2 separate regions of the Homo sapiens genome follow, and region 1 is linked to region 2. The links are chromatin loops, found by intact Hi-C in ENCODE. Cell type or tissue: PC-9. All regions are shown on one strand. Links, peaks and the distances in the headings refer to the core of each region. The heading gives the core; the rest is flanking DNA.

Region 1 (8,320 bases), core at 254-8,253, 280 kb before region 2:
GGTGGGCGGATCATGAGGTCAAGAGATTGAGACCATCCTGGCCAACTCAGTGAAACCCCCTCTCTACTAAAAATACAAAAATTAGCTGGGTGTGGTGGTGCGCACCTGTATTCCCAGCTACTCTGGAGGCTGAGACAGGAGAATCGCTTGAGCCCAGGAGACGGAGGTTGTAGTGAGCCAAGATCGCACCACTACACTCCAGCCTGGCAACAGAGAGAGACTCCATCTCAAAAAAAAAAAAAGAGAGAAAGTTTGGCCAGGTGCAGTGGTTCATGCCTGTAAACCCAGCACTTTGGGAGGCTAAGATGGGAGGATTGCTTGAGAACAGAAGTTCAACACCAGCCTGGGCAACATGGCAAAACCCCACCTCTACAAAAAATACAAAAATTAGCCAGGTGGTAGTCCCAGCTACTTGGGGGGCTGAGGCAAGAGAATTGCTTGAACCTGGGGGGCTGAGGCTGCAGTGAGCCAAGACCGTGCCACTGCACTCTAGCCTGCGTGACAAAGTGAGACCTTGTCTCAAAAAAAAAAAAAAAATGCTGAGCGCAGTGGCTCAGCTTGTAATCCCAGCACTTTGGGAGGCCAAGGCAGGTAGATCACCTGAGGTCAAGAGTTTGAGACCAGCCTGGCCAACATGGTAAAACCCCATCTCTATTAAAAATACACATACACAAAAAAATTAGCTGAGCATGGTGGCGGGTGCCTGTAATTCCACCTACTCAAGAGGCTGAGGCAGGAGAATCCTTTGAACCCAGGAGGCAGAGGTTGCTGTGAGCTGAGATGGCACCACTGTACTCCAGCCTGGGTGACAGAGTGAGACTCCATCTCAAAAAATATATAAAAATAAAAATTAAAATAAAAAAATTAGCCAGGTGGCCAGGCGTGGTGGCTCACGCCTGTAATCCCAGCACTTTGGGAGGCCGAGGCGGGCAGATCATGAGGTCAGGAGATTGAGACCATCCTGGCTAACACGGTGAAACCCCATCTCTACTAAAAATACAAAAAATTAGCCGGGCATGGTGGCAGGCACCTGTAGTCCCAGCTACTCGGGAGGCTGAGGCAGGAGAATAGTGTGAACCCAGGAGGCGGAGCTTTCAGTGAGCCGAGATCATGCCACTGCACTCCAGCCTGGGCGGCAGAGGGAGACTCCGTGTCAAAAAAAGAAAAAAAGAAAAATCAGCCAGGCATGGTGGCACATGCTCGTAGTCCTAACTACTCAGGAGGCTGAGGTGTGAGGATCCCTTGAGCCCAGTAGTTCAAAGTTACACTTGAGCTATGGTCATGCTACTGCACTCCAGTCTGGGCGACAGAGAAAGATGCTTTGTGTAAAAAAAAAAATAAGAAGAGGGAAATTTGGTCACAGACACACAAGGAGAATGCCATGTGATGATGGAGGCATAGATTGGAATGATGCTTCCGAAAGCCAAGGAATACCAAGGATTGCCAGCAACCACAGGAAGCTAGGAAGAGGCAGGAAGAATTCTTCCCTAGAACCTTCAGAAGTAGTGCAGCACTGCCAACAACTTGATTTTGGACTTGTGAACTCCAGAAGTATTAGAGAACAAATTTCTGTTGTTTTAAGCCACCCAGTTTGTGATAATTTGTTTTGGCAGTCCTAGGAATGTAACACACCCTAAACCTAGAGGTGTAAAGCAAAAAGGGTTTCTTAGATCTCAATTCCATGGGTTGGCTGGGCTCAGTTGGGTGGTTCTTCTGCTCCATGTGGTGTCAGCTGGGGTGAGCCAGGCTGCAGTCAGCTAGGAGCTGGGCTGGGGGCTCACTTACATGACAGGCAGTTGGTTCTGGCTGTTGGCTGGGGTACCTTGGTTCTCTTCCATGTGGCCCTTGACCTCCACATGGCCTTCCTATCAGGATGGCCCAGAGTTCTTTTTTTTCAATCTTTTTTTTTTTTTTTTTTTTTGAGATGAAGTTTTGCTCTTGTAGCCAGGCTGGAGTGCAATGGCACGATCTTGGCTCACTGCCACCTCCGCCTCCCAGGTTCAAGTGATTCTCCTGCCTCAGCCTCCCGAGTAGCTGGGATTACAGGCTTGCGCCACCATGTGCGGCTAATTTTTGTATTTTTAGTAGAGATGGGGTTTCACCATGTGGGCCAGGCTAGCCTCAAACTCCTGACCTCAGGCGATCCACCTGCTGGGATTACAGGTGTGAGCCACCGTGCCTGGCAGGATGGCCCAGAGTTCTTTATACGGCATCTGGCTTCTAGAGGTAGAAACAGAGGACAGCGAAAACAGAAGCTGCAAGGCCTATTGAGGCCTAGGTGGCAAAGTCCCAGAACATTATTTCCAATGCATTCTATTGGCCAAAGCAGGTCACACGGCCCATCTAGAGTCAAGGAAAGGGAAAATATATCCCACTTTTTTTTTTTAAGAGATGGGATCTTGCTGTCTAGTCCAGACTGTAGTACAGTGGCACAATCACATCTCACTGCATCCCGGAACTCCTGGGCTCCAGAGATCCTCCTACCTTGGCCCCCCATAGACTCCACTCTAGATGAGAGGTGTGACAAGACAATGCATGGGGGAGATGTGATGGGAGAGACGGTTATGGACATCTTTGGAAGCAACCTACCTACCAGAGTGTGTGAATGTTTGGGGGAGGCCTCAGCCAAGGACCCCAGAGATGTGGTCCCTGTTGATGGGGTTGCTGACAAGGCTAGAATTCCTCTGTCTGAACAGGACCCCCCCAAACCCATGAGACTCAGGCTCAGTTCAGCCATCAACTCACTGGGTGACCTTGGGCCAGTCCCTCATTCACTGAATGATAATTCATTAAACACCTACTATGTGCCAGGCCCAGAGCTAGGCACTGGGGTCCTGGTAGTGAACAGACCAGGTTTCCGTGGAACTTTCAGTGTAATGGAAGAAAAAAGCCAGGCACTGTGGGTCATGTCTGTAATCCCAGCACTTTGTGAGGCCAAGGAGGGCGGATCACCTGAGGTCAGGAGTTTGAGACCAGCTTGGCCAACATGATGAAACCCCATTTCTACTAAAAATAGAAAAATTAGCCAGGAGTGATGGCAGGCGCCTGTAATCCCAGCTACTTGGATGAAGCAGGAGAATACAGGCTGAGGCAGGAGAATTGCTTGAACCCGGGAGGCGGACGTTGCAGTGAGCCAAGATCATGCCACTGCACTCCAATCTGGGTGACAGAGCAAGACTCCATCTCAAAAAAAAGCACATAACTAGACAAAAAAAAAAAAAAAAAAGAGAGAGAAAGAGAAAGAAAGAAAAAGAAAGAAAGAAAGGAAAATAAAAAAGCACATAACTAGACTAACTGGTCAGTGTGACAATTAGAACTGCTGGGAGTTGGGCTAGAGATTCTCTGAGGATAAAGAGGCTGGGACAAACTTGGAGGGCAGCGTCCTGGAGGATGAGAAGTCCTGCCCCATTCTGGGCGCCATTTTCCTCCTCCAGACATTGAGGAGGAACATTGAGAGGTCCTCCTCCAGACACTGAGAGGTGGGTCAGAGCTGTGAATTTCAATTCTGTTCCCTGGAGTCCTGGGGTTCCCCAGAGGCACCTCAGGTACTACTGCAGAAGAAGCTGAGAAGGGTATCTGAAGCATAAGACCGGCCGGGCTCAAGGCTTCTGGTGGGCTCCTACCATCTAGCTTCCCAGCCAGGCACCCTAGGCTTCCTGGAAGAAAATTTTCCCAGCTCCCCCCTTGTTTCTGAATGGCCCTGATGGGGCCTGGTCTCTGGGGAAACGGAAGCCTCCCCTCTGTCCACTGGACAACACCCCCCGGAACAGATCCTGGACCAGGATACTTAGCTGCTCCCTCACCTTTGTCCTTGGGCCTGCTTGAGCCTGGAGAGCCCCAGGGGCCCTGCAAAAAGTGCCAGTGTCTCTCGAAGAGCTCAGGCTTTTTGGGGTCAGACCCTCTCCTTCTGTGTGGCCCTTGCCTCTCTAAGCCTCAGAAGGAGCCCCACCTCAGTGGGGTGGGCACAGAGGCAGGACACTGAGAGCCAGGTCCTCTGAAGCTGGCCTTGAGGTCAGCACAGGGTGGGCACAATCCCTCTGGGGAGAAAGGTCCAGAGAAGTGGCAGGAAAGGCCCAGCCTGGTGGGGGATCCAGCCCGCCCCGGGCCCTGGTGCCCCTGCCCAAGCATTCTGGGATGCTTTGGGCTTAGCCTGCCTCACAGGGGTCAGCAGGGGTGGGGGGGTGGGGGTCTGAGCCAGCGAGTTAGTCACCAGGCAAATCGTTGACTTTTTCTCAGCATCTTTATTACTGTGTTCGACTCCAGTGCTGGACACTGGATGGGGTGGGGTGGGGTCGGAGATGTCAAAACCAAGAAATCCCTTCCCCACTCTGGGCCTCAGTTTCCCCCTCTGTCACACAGGGAGGAAGACTTCCTCTGCTTCCTTCATCAGGACACCGTGAGGTTCAAAGGTTTTCAGCACAGAGTGCTCAGCCAGGAGGGCCACCCAGCTGTGGTCCTTGCCCCAGAGGGCTCACCATCTGGGAGGGAGACCTGCGCCCTGGCCCACCATCAGCAACTGACAAGAAGGGCAGTTGGGTCATGGCCCAGTGACCAGGCAACGTCCGTGAGCCTCTCGGCCATGGGTCTGGCTTCATCAAGCTCCGTCCTGGAAGTTGACAGCTGGTCGTGTGGGGCAGGAGCGTCCACAGCCCCCATTCCGGGCAGGCTTCTTCTAAACCTTCATAGAATCATAGTCCAAGGCCCCTACCCAAGCCCAGAGGGCAGACAGCTGAGCCCCCTTCTTTTTGACCCTGCTGGGATCTTCAAAGAGAGCTAGTGCTGGAGTGGAAGGGCCAGAGCTAAGAGTGGCAGCCACGTGGCGACTCCAGTGAGCTGGTGGCAGAAGCCTCCTAGGGCCACCCAGCCAAAGTCCAGAGAGCTGTGAAGAGGTAGGTCAGCAGACACGGTGGGCTGGTCCAGGCACAGCAAGGGGGCCACGATGGCTTCCAGCATCTTTAGCTGATGGTGCCCAGTGTGGGCTACGGGGAGGCCGGCTGACTCAGAGTCACGCTGGGGAAGATGGCGACAAAGCTCTCCCACCTTCTTCTTACCTGCTGGAAGACAGAGGTGGGGGAGGTCCCATGGGCTGAGTGGTGGGCTTAGATGTTGTTCCACCCATAGCCACGAGGTGGGGGTAGACCCCAGGTAGAGAAGCACTGCTCATTGGAGACCCTGTCTCTTAGAGGAGGGAGCCTGCAGCCCCCCACAAAGGGGTCCAGATCTCCCCTTTTTCTCTGGGGTGAGAGGGTCACACAGTGTACTTCCCAGGAAGTTGCACTGGCTGATCTCCTTGCCTCCTGCTCTATTCCCCCATCCAGCATACTATCAATCAGCTAAAAACAGCGCTTACCATATCACCCTCCTCCTCTAAAACCTTCAGTGGCTCCCCAGTGCCTGTGGGATAAATCCCAAATGCCTTCAGGGCCCTCTGAAACGTGGCTCTGGGGTGTCTCTCTCTGCACCCTCATCTCCAGGCAGCTCGGTTGTCATCTTGGTACACAGCCTGGGCTGGCTCTGTCTCTGAACCTTTCCTGCCCTGGAATCCCTGCCCACCTGCTGTGGTACCCTCCATCCTTCAGCCCACAGCCATACCTGTTGGTACCGCCTCAGCCACCACCGGCTGCCTCTTCGCTGGGCTTGGATCAGCTGCTCTGTGTCCCCCAGGCTCCCCGGCACCCGCTCCTGGGCAGTGGCATCTGGCCCTTCTGTGCCTCTCTCGAGGCCCTGGGACCTGGACTTCTCTTGCCCCTGTCTGAGGCTTAGCGCCCTGCGGAGTTGGCCCTCCTGGGGCCTCCCCCAGGGCTCCTGCAGCTTTCCATAGGAGGGTCGGGGCTCTCGCAAGGACTGACTTCGCAGCCCTGTTCCCATGGCTCCGGAGGCTGCAGGCACAGGACTGCTCCGGCCCCTCAGCAAGACACTGGCCCTCTGAGGTGGCCCAGTGCCTCCACCCATCTGACAAGAGATCACTGGGGGCAAAGGTTGGTGCTGCCAAGGTGGCTTTCATAAATCAAAGGGCAGGCCACAGGGCCAAGCATCCCTGAGTCACCTCACCACTGCCTCCCCACCTTCTGGGTCAAGGAGTGAAGGCCAAGGGGAGGAAATTGCCACTCCCTCCTTCACCTATCCTTCCCCCCTCCCCCTCCCCTCCCCCTCCCCTCCTCTCCCCCCTCCCTCCTCCCCCATCCTCCCCCCTCCTTCTCCCCTCCCCTCCCCCTTCCTTCCCCTCCCCTCTCCCTCCCCCCTCCTCCTTCTCCTCCTTCTCCTCTAGGCAGCTTCCCTGACTACCTCATCCCTGAAGAGTTTGTTCTCCTCTGAATCTCTATGGCCCCGGCATCCATTGACACTGAGCACCATGGCTTAACAACCAAACAGAGACAGCCTTTTAAGAATTGGGCCAGGCCCGGTGGCTCACGCCTGTAATCCTAGCACTTTGAGAGGCCGAGGCAGGCAGATTGCCTGAGATCAGGAGTTCCAGACCAGCCTTGCCAACATGGTAAAACCCCGTCTCTACTAAAAATACAAAAAATTAGCTGGGCATGGTGGCGGGCGCCTGTAATCCCAGCTACTCAGGAGGCTGAGGCAGGAGAATCACTTGAACCCAGAAGGCGGAGGTTGCAGTGAGCCGAGATTGTGCCACTGCACCCAACCTGGGTGACAGAGCAAGACTGCGTCTCAAAAAGAAATATATTTTTCAAAAAAGCATCAGTATGGCTCCAAGCTAGAACAATCACATTCACAAAGACAGCAAGGAGGATGGCCGTTGCCAGGCACTGGGGGAGGGAGGAATGAAGAATTTAATGGCTGTAAATTTTCAGATTTCATAAGATGAAGAGTTCCAGAGATTGGTTGCACAACAATGGTTGAAATGGTAAACTTTATGGTATATGTGTTATACAATACTGGAGAATTTCTTTTTTTTTTTTTTTTTTTTTAAGAAACAGAAGGAAACAGGACGGCTCCAGGCTAGGAGTCAGGAGGCCTGGATTTTTTCCAGGCCCAGCGCTGCCCCTAATGTCCCAGCAGCACAGCACTATCCTTGAGCACTCAAGCTCTGAGGACCAACTGCCTCTGGGTAAACTGTAGCTTCATTCCTTGCAGCCTTGTGACCTTGGGCACATTTTTCTCCTTCATTCGTAAGAGGGACAAATAACTTGGGTAATTGTTGTGCGTATTAAATGTGGTCCACAGGGCTTGGCACACAGCAAGCCCTCGAACAAAGTGAGTTGGTGGTTGTATTTGTCCGTTCTCCTGCTGCTATAAAGAAAGACCTGAGGCTGGGAGCAGTGGCTCATGCCTGTAATCCTAGCACTTTGGGAGGCTGAGGCGGGTAGATCACTTGAGGTCAGAAGTTCAAGACCAGCCTGGCCAATATGGTGAAACCCCTTCTCTACTAAAAATACAAAAATTAGGCCAGGTTGCAGTGGCTCACAACTGTAATCCCAGCACTTTGGGAGGCTGAGGCAGGTGGATCACAAGGTCAGGAGTTTGAGACCAGCCTGGCCAACATGGTGAAACCCCGTCTCTACTGAAAAAATACAAAGATTAGGCAGGCATGGTGGCGTGTGCCTGTAATCCCAGCTACTCGGGAGGCTGAGGCAGGAGAATTGCTTGAACCCAGGAGGCAGAGGTTGCAGTGAGCCGAGATCGTGCCACTGCACTCCAGCCTGGGCAACAGAGCAAGACTCCGTCTCAAAACAAAACAAAACAAAACAAAAAATTATCCAGGTGTAGTGGTGGGCAACTGTAATCCCAGCTACTCGGGAGGCTGAGGCAGGAGAATCGCTTGAACCCAGGAGGCGGAGGTTGTAGTGAGCTAAGATTGCGCCACTGCACCCCAGCCTGGGCAACAGAGAGAGAATCTGTCTCAAAAAATAATAATAATAAAAATAAGAAATACCTGAGACTGGGTAATTTATAAAGACAAAAAGTTTAATTGGCTCATGGTTCTGCAGGCTGTACAGGAAGCATAGCAGCTTCTGCTGCTGGGGAGGCCTCAGGAAGCTTCCAACCGTGGTGGAAGGCAAAGCGGGGATGAGGCATCTTACATGATAGGAGCAGGAGAAAGAGAGAGCGTGGCGGGAGGTGCTGTACACTTTTTTTTGAGACAGAGTCTCAGTCTGTCGCCCAGGCTGGAGTGCAGTGGCGCGATCTTGGTTCACTGCAACCTCCGCCTCCCGGGTTCAAGTGATTCTCGTGCCTCAGCCTCCTGAGTAGCTGGGACTATAGGTGCCTGCCACCACGCCCAGTTAATTTTTTGTATTTTTGGTGGAGACAGGATCTTGCTATATTTCCCAGTCTGGCCTTGAACTCCTGGGCTCAA
Region 2 (8,320 bases), core at 293-8,292:
GGCCCGCAACCTGCATACTAAGTGGCAGAAGCACCAGGCATTCATGGCCGAGCTGGCTGCCAACAAAGACTGGCTGGACAAGGTGGACAAGGTGAGCAGTGCTGTGGGGGCTGCCTCTGGGCAGAGTCCCCCATGGTACGGGGGAGGGCCTGGCTCCAGGACGTGGTTTTTGTCATGGTTAGAGATTGTGGGGTTCTGGTGCCACAGCTCCATGGTGGAAAGTTATGGCCTCTGGGAAACAAACGTCTTTGTTGGAGACAAAGAGTGGGACAGTGAGTCCAGAACCTTGATAAAGTACAAATTAGCAGGTAGCGAAACTGCAGCCTGGATTTAACGCCATAACTGTTCCTGAGTTCAAAGCAGGATGGTGCTCTTCAGCAGGCTCTGCAAACCTTGTCTGGAAAGGGCTTGGGCTGGATGGTCAATATCTGAGGCTTTGCAGTCCAAACAGTTTCTACTACAACTACTCATCTCTGTCGTTGTAGTGCAAAAGCAGCCTCAGAGAATAAGTGAATGAATGAACATGGCTGTTTCCCAATAAAACTTTATTTGTAAAAACAGGCAGTGGGCCAGATTACCCCGTGGGCTGTATGTAGTCTGCCAATCCTTATTTTCGAGTCTTGCCGTCCCTGGTTCTTGGTCTCCCACCCAGCTGTTCCTCAAGAGTCAAGGACAGATAAAGCTTTATATCTGCTCAGCAAGTATCCCTACAGAACATGGTACGTGCTCAACAGTCTGCGAGGCACTGCAGGGTCTACGAAAAGACACTTTCCTTTTCTCAAGGGCATGATGGTTGGGACAAAAGGAGACCAGTGTGCTTTCAAGTGTTTCCATTCGTTCAGCAAATATTTACTTGGTGCTACTATATCCAAAGCATTGTATTAGGCCCTGCGTGGGGTCCGAAAGGGATCCCATGGTAGGCTCCACCCTGAAGGAACAACACTGTAGCCAGGATATGAGGCATATATGCAGGTAGCTAAATCGAATCCAGAGCAGAATCTGATGAGTGCTGTGAGAGTGGCCCCGTTGAAGCCTGGGGAATAAGGAGAGAGGAGATATGGAAATTCTAGAAGCAGCAACATCCAGGGCAGTCCATGGAGGATGAGTAGAATTTGGACAAGTGGAGATATGGAGGAAAAGATGTTTCCAGGTAGAGAAAACCAAACAGAAAACCAGTGGTAGGCAGTGCCTGTTTGGGAGCAAGGGGGTGAGTGAGTCCAGCAGCAGCACAGAATGTGTGCAGGGCCCCATGGAAGAAGAGGTGGGAGAGAAGCCCCGGGAAGTCCTGACCACCACATGCGTGTGCTTCCAAGTGTTGATTGTGCTCAGGGTTGTGAAGCTACCCAGGCAGTGCTAGCCTTTGATGCTCTCCATCCTGACAGCCACAGCCACCTGCAAAATGGCCTGAAGGCAGTGTCTGGGTTTGTGTTCCCCTAGAAGCAGACCCTGAAACAGTGATTCTAGGGAGGTGTCCCCGGGAATGATCAGTAGGGGGGTGGAGCCATGAGAAGGGACAGAAGTCATGCCAGTTACCCCCATGGGCATCAGGAGCCCAACCCTCATGGGGCATTCTGCGGGGGTGTAGATGGAACACAGAACACAGCACTCTCACAGCCACGGCACAAGGATGCTGTGTGTTTATCCATCAGCTCCCTGTCTGTCACTGGTTGAGGGCTGCTTCTGGGCTTGTTAACTCTGTGGCTCTTCCAATTTGCCTTCCACACAGTTCAAGAGAGCACACTTCCCTCACCACCCCAGACACAGAAATCCTCAAGCAGAAAAGCTGGAAGTGGGGAAACCAGGTGGGACTCAACTTGCTATCACTGAAGTGAAGAGTAATGAGTTGAGAAATACAAAATGATGGCAAATAACTCAAGTCAATGTGCAGTGTGGTGCCAGAAACCACAGGCACCAAGGAACCCAAACTAAAGAGAGTGCAAGGGCTTCCTCGTTGAAATGCTGTTTGAGCTGGGTCTTGAAGGAGGAGTGGGGTTCATCAGCAGTGAGGGAACAGCAGTTTAGAAGGGATTTTAAACCTCCGTGAAGAGTGTGTCGATAAGAACACACAAGGACTTGGAATTATTGCCCACACTTCAGGTCTCTACTGCCCGTAAGGCCCCTGGTCTGCTCTCAGCCTCTAAAGTTCAGGCTAATTTGGGCACTTTGACATTTTCTGTCCTGCCTTCCAGGAAGGGCGAGAGCTCACCCTTGAGAAGCCAGAGCTGAAAGCCCTGGTGTCGGAGAAGCTGAGAGACCTGCACAGGCGCTGGGACGAGCTGGAGACCACCACCCAAGCCAAGGCCCGCAGCCTCTTTGATGCCAACCGAGCTGAGCTGTTTGCCCAGAGCTGCTGTGCCCTGGAGAGCTGGCTGGAGAGCCTGCAGGCCCAGCTGCACTCGGATGACTACGGCAAGGACCTCACCAGCGTCAACATCCTGCTCAAGAAGCAGCAGGTGTGCTGTGGGCCTTTGATGGGGATGGTGAACAGCAGAAGAAAGGGGCTGCAGCTTTCAAGATTTGGGAGGCCAGCTGAGGCCTGGCAGATAACACCTTCACTAGCATTTCCCAGAGTCATTTCTTTGGGCAGCCAGTATCAGAATCTCTAGGGATATGTCGCAGTCAGGGTTAGAGTTAGGAGACAGACCCCCTAATAATTTGACGATGAGAACTTCAGTAAAAAGAAATATTAATTAGGCCAGGCACAGTGGCTCATGCCTGTAATCTCAGCACTTTGGGAGGCCAAGGCAGGCAGGTCGCTTGAGGTCAGGAGTTCAAGACCAGCCTGGCCAACATGGTGAAACCCCGTCTCTACTAAAAATACAAAAATTAGCCAGGCGTGGTGGCGCACGCCTGTTATCCCAGCTACTTGGGAGGCTGAGGGCTGAGGGAGGAGGATAGCTTGAACCCAGGAGACAGAGGTTGCAGTGAGCCGTGATCATGCCATCGCACTCCAGCCTGGGCAAGCCTCTGTCTCAAAAAAAAAAACAGAAGTATAAATTAGTAAAAGGTGGTAAAGAGAACTCTATAGCAGGGGTCAGAAAACTTTTTTCAGTAAAGCACCAGATAGTAAATTTTTGGGGCTTCATGGGTCGTAAGGTCTATGTCACAGCCCTTCAACTCTGCCCTTGTAAGGAAAAGCAGCTGCGGATTATATGTAAAATAAGGGGTATGGCCAGGTGTGGTGGCTCACACATGTAATCCCAACACTTTGGGAGGCCGAGGTGGCCGGATCACTTGAGTCCAGGAGTTTTGAGACTAGCCTGGGCAACATGGCAAAACCCCATCTCTACAAAAACTACAAAAATTAGCTGGGCGTGGTGGTGGTGTGTGCCTGTAGTCCCAGCTACTCAGGAGGCTGAGGTGAGAAGATTGTTTGAGCCTGGAGAGTCGAGGCTGCAGTGGGCTGTGATCGTGCCACTGCACTGCAGCCTGGGTGGCAGAGCGAGACTTGTCTCAAAAAATTTTTTAAAAAGGGGTGCAGCTGTGGTCCAATAAAAACTTTATAAGGCTAGGCAGTGGGCTGGACTTGCTGGTCCCTGCTCTGAAGAATGCAGAATGGGAAGTGTAGGGAGCAGCTGACACCTCTGGGGTTGAGGAGTCCCCCAGGAAGGAGCAAGATGGCTGAGTCTCAGACCTCCTTGGAGAGGGCGGAGGCCCACTGAATGGCCTGGAAATTTGCTGGGGTATCACAGGCCAGAGCATGTCTGAAGCCAGCAAGCCAAGGCTGGCCAGCAGGAAGTGGCCACTAGAGTGCAGCAAAACTTGCCAGAGAGTAAGAGCCACCGGATCTCTTGCGCACTGTGGACAGTTTTGCTGTAGGAGGAAGAAAAGCACCTTGGAACCGTGGAATGCCCCACATCTGCTAGGCATTGTGGTGTCCCTCCAGCGCCCTCTGCTGACAAGGCCTAGATTGTGCCTGCTGGCAAAGGAGGAATGTTTCCAGGGGCCAGTTCCAGTGTCTCAAAGCAGGGCCACGATGGATTGGGGATGGAGAGACAATGAATTGATAATGGGCACAGTTATCACACTACCCTGGATTTTTTAATTTCAATCTTTTAGATTCGCGGGTGTGGGTGCAGGTTTGTTATAAGTTATATTGTGTGATGCTGAAGTTTGGGGTGTAATTGAACCCATCACCCATGTAGTGAGCACAGTACCCAATAGGGATTTTTTCAACCCCTGCCCTTGGATTCTTGTGCATATAAAGTTCGAGATCCACTGATCCAGCCCATGAGGGGATGCTCTCCCTGGGTGAGCTGCAGTGATGAGCAGCCACAGTGGGCTGGATAGAGACTGGTTGGTGTCTCTGCTGGGCATGAAGGCGGAAATGCAGAGCTAACATGTCCTTCCTCCTGGCGGTTTGCAGATGCTGGAATGGGAGATGGCTGTGAGAGAGAAGGAGGTGGAGGCAATCCAGGCCCAGGCCAAAGCACTGGCCCAGGAGGACCAGGGTGCAGGGGAGGTGGAGAGAACCTCGAGGGCCGTGGAGGAGAAGTTCAGGGCCTTGTGCCAGCCCATGCGGGAACGCTGCCGGCGCCTGCAGGCTTCTCGCGAGCAGCACCAGTTCCACCGCGATGTGGAAGATGAGATTGTGAGTCACTGGGGCCAAGGACGGCAAGCTGCCCCCAGCCATGTGGTTCTCCAGCCTCCCTCCTGGATGCCAGGGAGATGCCAGCAGGGCTCTATTCCCTCTTCTCTTTGGCATTGACCATCTCCCCTATAGGGAGACTTGGAGATGCCTCCCAGAACCAGAGATGACTGTTCCCCACACACAGGGCGGTAGCCCCAGGTGTCCCCACTCCCACTAATCAGTCCCTGCTGCTTGCCTTGCCCTCTGGGCCTCCACTGACCCCCTCTTCCTCTTCCAGTTGTGGGTGACAGAGCGGCTGCCCATGGCCAGCTCCATGGAGCATGGCAAGGACCTGCCCAGCGTCCAGCTTCTCATGAAGAAAAACCAGGTGAGGCAGAGGCTGAAGGCAAAAGAGAAGTTCCCAGGAGCCTGCCCAGACTTGGACGTGTTTTTTCTTAAGACCAGGCCCCCCTCGATGCTGAGTGTAACCCTGGACTTCAGTGGCTGTCTTTCCTCACCTTGGGAGGGTGGGTCCTCTCAGTAGGAGATAGTGGGGGCTGGGCGGCTGACGGGTGTTACCATCGCACCCCCAGGCTAGGAGAGGGAGCAGAGGACCCAGGAAGGAGAGAGGCACAGGGGTGAAGGGTGGTCTCCGGGAGCACGTGGGGCTGGGGCAGGACTTTCAGCATTTTCTCTTCTGTGGCCATGGGCAGACCCTGCAGAAAGAGATTCAGGGCCATGAGCCCCGGATCGCGGACCTGAGGGAGCGGCAGCGTGCTCTAGGTGCAGCAGCAGCAGGTCCAGAGCTGGCTGAGCTGCAGGAAATGTGGAAACGCCTGGGCCACGAGCTGGAACTTCGAGGGAAGCGACTGGAGGATGCCCTGCGAGCCCAGCAGTTCTACCGCGATGCCGCCGAGGCGGAGGCCTGGATGGGCGAGCAGGAATTACACATGATGGGCCAGGAGAAGGCCAAGGTGAGGGCCAGGACAGAGCCCAGTGTATGTGACCAGTTCTGCCCTCCCCTGACCTGATGCTGGATGCCACTGTCCCTTCCCCCAGGATGAGCTGAGTGCCCAGGCAGAGGTGAAGAAGCACCAGGTGCTGGAGCAAGCCCTGGCCGACTACGCGCAGACCATCCACCAGCTGGCGGCCAGCAGCCAGGACATGATTGACCACGAGCACCCAGAGAGGTGGGTGCAGCGGCAGCCCGGCCCAGCCTGGGGGTGGAGCCGGCTGCAGGAACAGGAAGGTGCAGGGAATGTGGAGCCTTCAGTGCTGTGTGCACGGAGCCTTCTAGAAAGCTGGAACACAGGGTGGGCGAGCTGTTGGGAGACTCAGAGGGACAGGGCTCCACAGAACAGACCGGAGGTCAGAGCTACACCCCTAAGTCCCACAGTGCCTCCCTCACTCTTCTTGCAGCACTCGGATATCCATCCGCCAAGCCCAGGTGGACAAGCTGTATGCCGGCCTGAAGGAGCTGGCTGGAGAGCGGCGGGAGCGCCTGCAGGAGCACCTCCGGCTGTGCCAGCTCCGCCGCGAGCTGGATGACCTGGAACAGTGGATCCAGGAGCGCGAGGTGGTGGCGGCCTCCCACGAGCTGGGCCAGGACTACGAGCATGTGACTGTGAGTGTAGGGAGGGCACCCAGCTCAGATCAACCGTGGGAAGAGTGGAGGACCCACAGGGAGACTAGGACCTAGTCCCAGGCAGAGCACTGAGGGGCTAAGGGGCAAGACCAGGCTGAGCAGGCACTGTCCTCCTGGTTTTGAGGTATATGATTTGAAGAGGCCGGGCATAGGCTCACACCTGTAATCCTAGCACCTTGGGAGGCTGAGATGGGAGGATTGCTTGAGTCCAGGAGTTCAAGACCAGCCTGGGCAACATAGTGAGACCCCCCATCTCTACAAAAAAAATTTTTTTTTATTAGCCAGGCACAGCCGTGCATGCCTGTAGGCCCAACTACTTAGGAGGCTGAGGTGGGAGGATCTCTTGAGCCTGGGAGGTCGACACTGCAGTGATTGCGCTAGTGCACTCCAGAGCAAGACCCTATCATCTCTAAATACATACACACACACACAATTTGAAGAATTGTACAGAAAGGGGACATGAAGCTGAGCTGAGACAAGGGCAAACAGGAAATTATCACTCACACTTTTCAACAGAATTCAACAAAACGGAGTATGATCCACCCCCCCGACAGTTTGGGGGCTTGGACCCTCAGTCGTACAGAAATATGGACCATAGTTAGGGTATCCTTGTCTGAAGCCTAAGGGTCCCAAGCACCTTGAAACGCCTTTGCTGGGGGTGGAGGGAGTCTGTCAAATACAGGGTCAGTGGGAAGCAGCTGCACCTACTCCTTAACCACAGGGAAGAAACCTGTCCCGGCCCCCATGCAGCGGGGAGAGGTGGGTTCTGAGTTTGGAGTGGAGGACTCGCTCCATCAGGCAGGGACCACATCCCCTAACATCACGGCATGGTCTGTCCATCTGCTTCCTCTACCAGATGCTCCGAGACAAATTCCGAGAGTTCTCCCGGGACACAAGCACCATCGGTCAGGAGCGCGTAGATAGCGCCAATGCGCTGGCCAATGGGCTCATTGCTGGGGGCCATGCTGCACGGGCCACCGTGGCCGAGTGGAAGGACAGTCTCAACGAGGCCTGGGCTGACCTGCTTGAGCTGCTGGACACACGGGGTCAGGTGCTGGCCGCGGCGTACGAGCTGCAGCGCTTCCTGCACGGGGCACGCCAAGCCCTGGCGCGGGTGCAGCACAAGCAGCAGCAGCTTCCGGACGGGACTGGCCGCGACCTCAACGCTGCCGAGGCCCTGCAGCGCCGACACTGTGCCTACGAGCATGACATTCAGGCCCTCAGCCCCCAGGTCTGACCCAAGCATGAGGAGGTGGGGGAGGCTTAGAGGAGGCCATGGGGGAAATGCCGGGGAGAGTTCCCAGGAGCTAGGGTAGAGCTCAGAAATGCTGGGAGGACGGCACTCTTTCGAGGGCCATTTCGAGATGAGGAAATTGCTCCAAGAAAACATCTCTGTTTGGCCAGGCGCGGTGGCTCTCGCCTGTAATCCCAGCACTTTGGGAGGCCGAGGAGGGCGGATCATCTGAGATTGGGAGTTCGAGACCAGCCTGACCAACATGGAGAAACCCCTTCTCTACTAAAAATACAAAATTAGCCAGGCATGGTGGCGCATGCCTGTAATCCTAGCTACTCAGGAGGCTGAGGCAGGAGAATCACTTGAACCCAGGAGGCGGAGGTTGCAGTGAGCTGAGATCCCTCCACTGCACTCCAGCCTGGGCAACAAGAGCGAAACTCCGTCTCAAAAAGAAAGAAAACATCTCTGGCAGGGGACATCTAGCCACTGCATTCACACTTTTGATGACAAGCCCCCTTGAGAGCCCATGATGTCTTCAGGGGTTCCCAGTGGCCAGGAGACTCTTCATGCTGCGCTAAATCAGCCTGTTAGTGCTTCCCAGGCTTGAGCTCTAGGCTCACACTCAGTAAGCATGGATCCTTCCTTCAACCACTAGAACCCATCAGCCCCTGCCTGAATCCCCTTTTCAGGCTAAGTAGCACGTTCTAGCAATCTCCAAGGTCTATCACATCCTAGACAGGCCTCTGAAAGTTCAACTGGCCAATGGCTCTTTTCCAGATCCTCCCCCAGTTAAGCCCAGGTGTCTAGATGAGACCCAACAGGGCAGAGTGTGGCCAGCCCCTGCCTTCATCTTTCCCAGCACCCCCACTCC

The links. Peaks named below come from ENCODE experiments on the same cell type or tissue, not always from the same donor. Only the 100,000 strongest peaks of a DNase experiment are listed, where the experiment ranks them.
Region 1: a loop joins it to region 2, with 15 times the contacts of the local background. A loop is called at or near these places in 18 of 110 quality-filtered maps.

What each region holds. Positions count from the first base shown.
Region 1 is chr11:66,972,911-66,981,230 of GRCh38, reverse strand. It overlaps C11orf86 (chromosome 11 open reading frame 86), which reads right to left and starts at 5,927. Exons shown (of 2, transcript NM_001353554.2): 1 at 5,593-5,927; 2 at 4,222-5,054. The coding sequence starts at 5,868. The coding sequence ends at 4,980. RefSeq lists an enhancer at 4,743-5,246. In PC-9, for the core only: CTCF peaks have their summits at 4,899 and 5,100 (motif pointing right); DNase peaks (open chromatin) are centred at 6,010 and 6,820; H3K27ac peaks cover 1,247 bases.
Region 2 is chr11:66,690,410-66,698,729 of GRCh38, reverse strand. It overlaps SPTBN2 (spectrin beta, non-erythrocytic 2), which reads left to right. Exons shown (of 38, transcript NM_006946.4): 20 at 1-91; 21 at 2,190-2,453; 22 at 4,367-4,591; 23 at 4,869-4,958; 24 at 5,284-5,544; 25 at 5,630-5,760; 26 at 5,990-6,194; 27 at 7,072-7,446. Among named protein-coding and RNA genes, the nearest start is that of RBM4B, 17 kb to the right of the region's middle. RefSeq lists an enhancer at 3,413-3,913. In PC-9, for the core only: CTCF peaks have their summits at 3,636 and 3,835; a DNase peak (open chromatin) is centred at 3,809.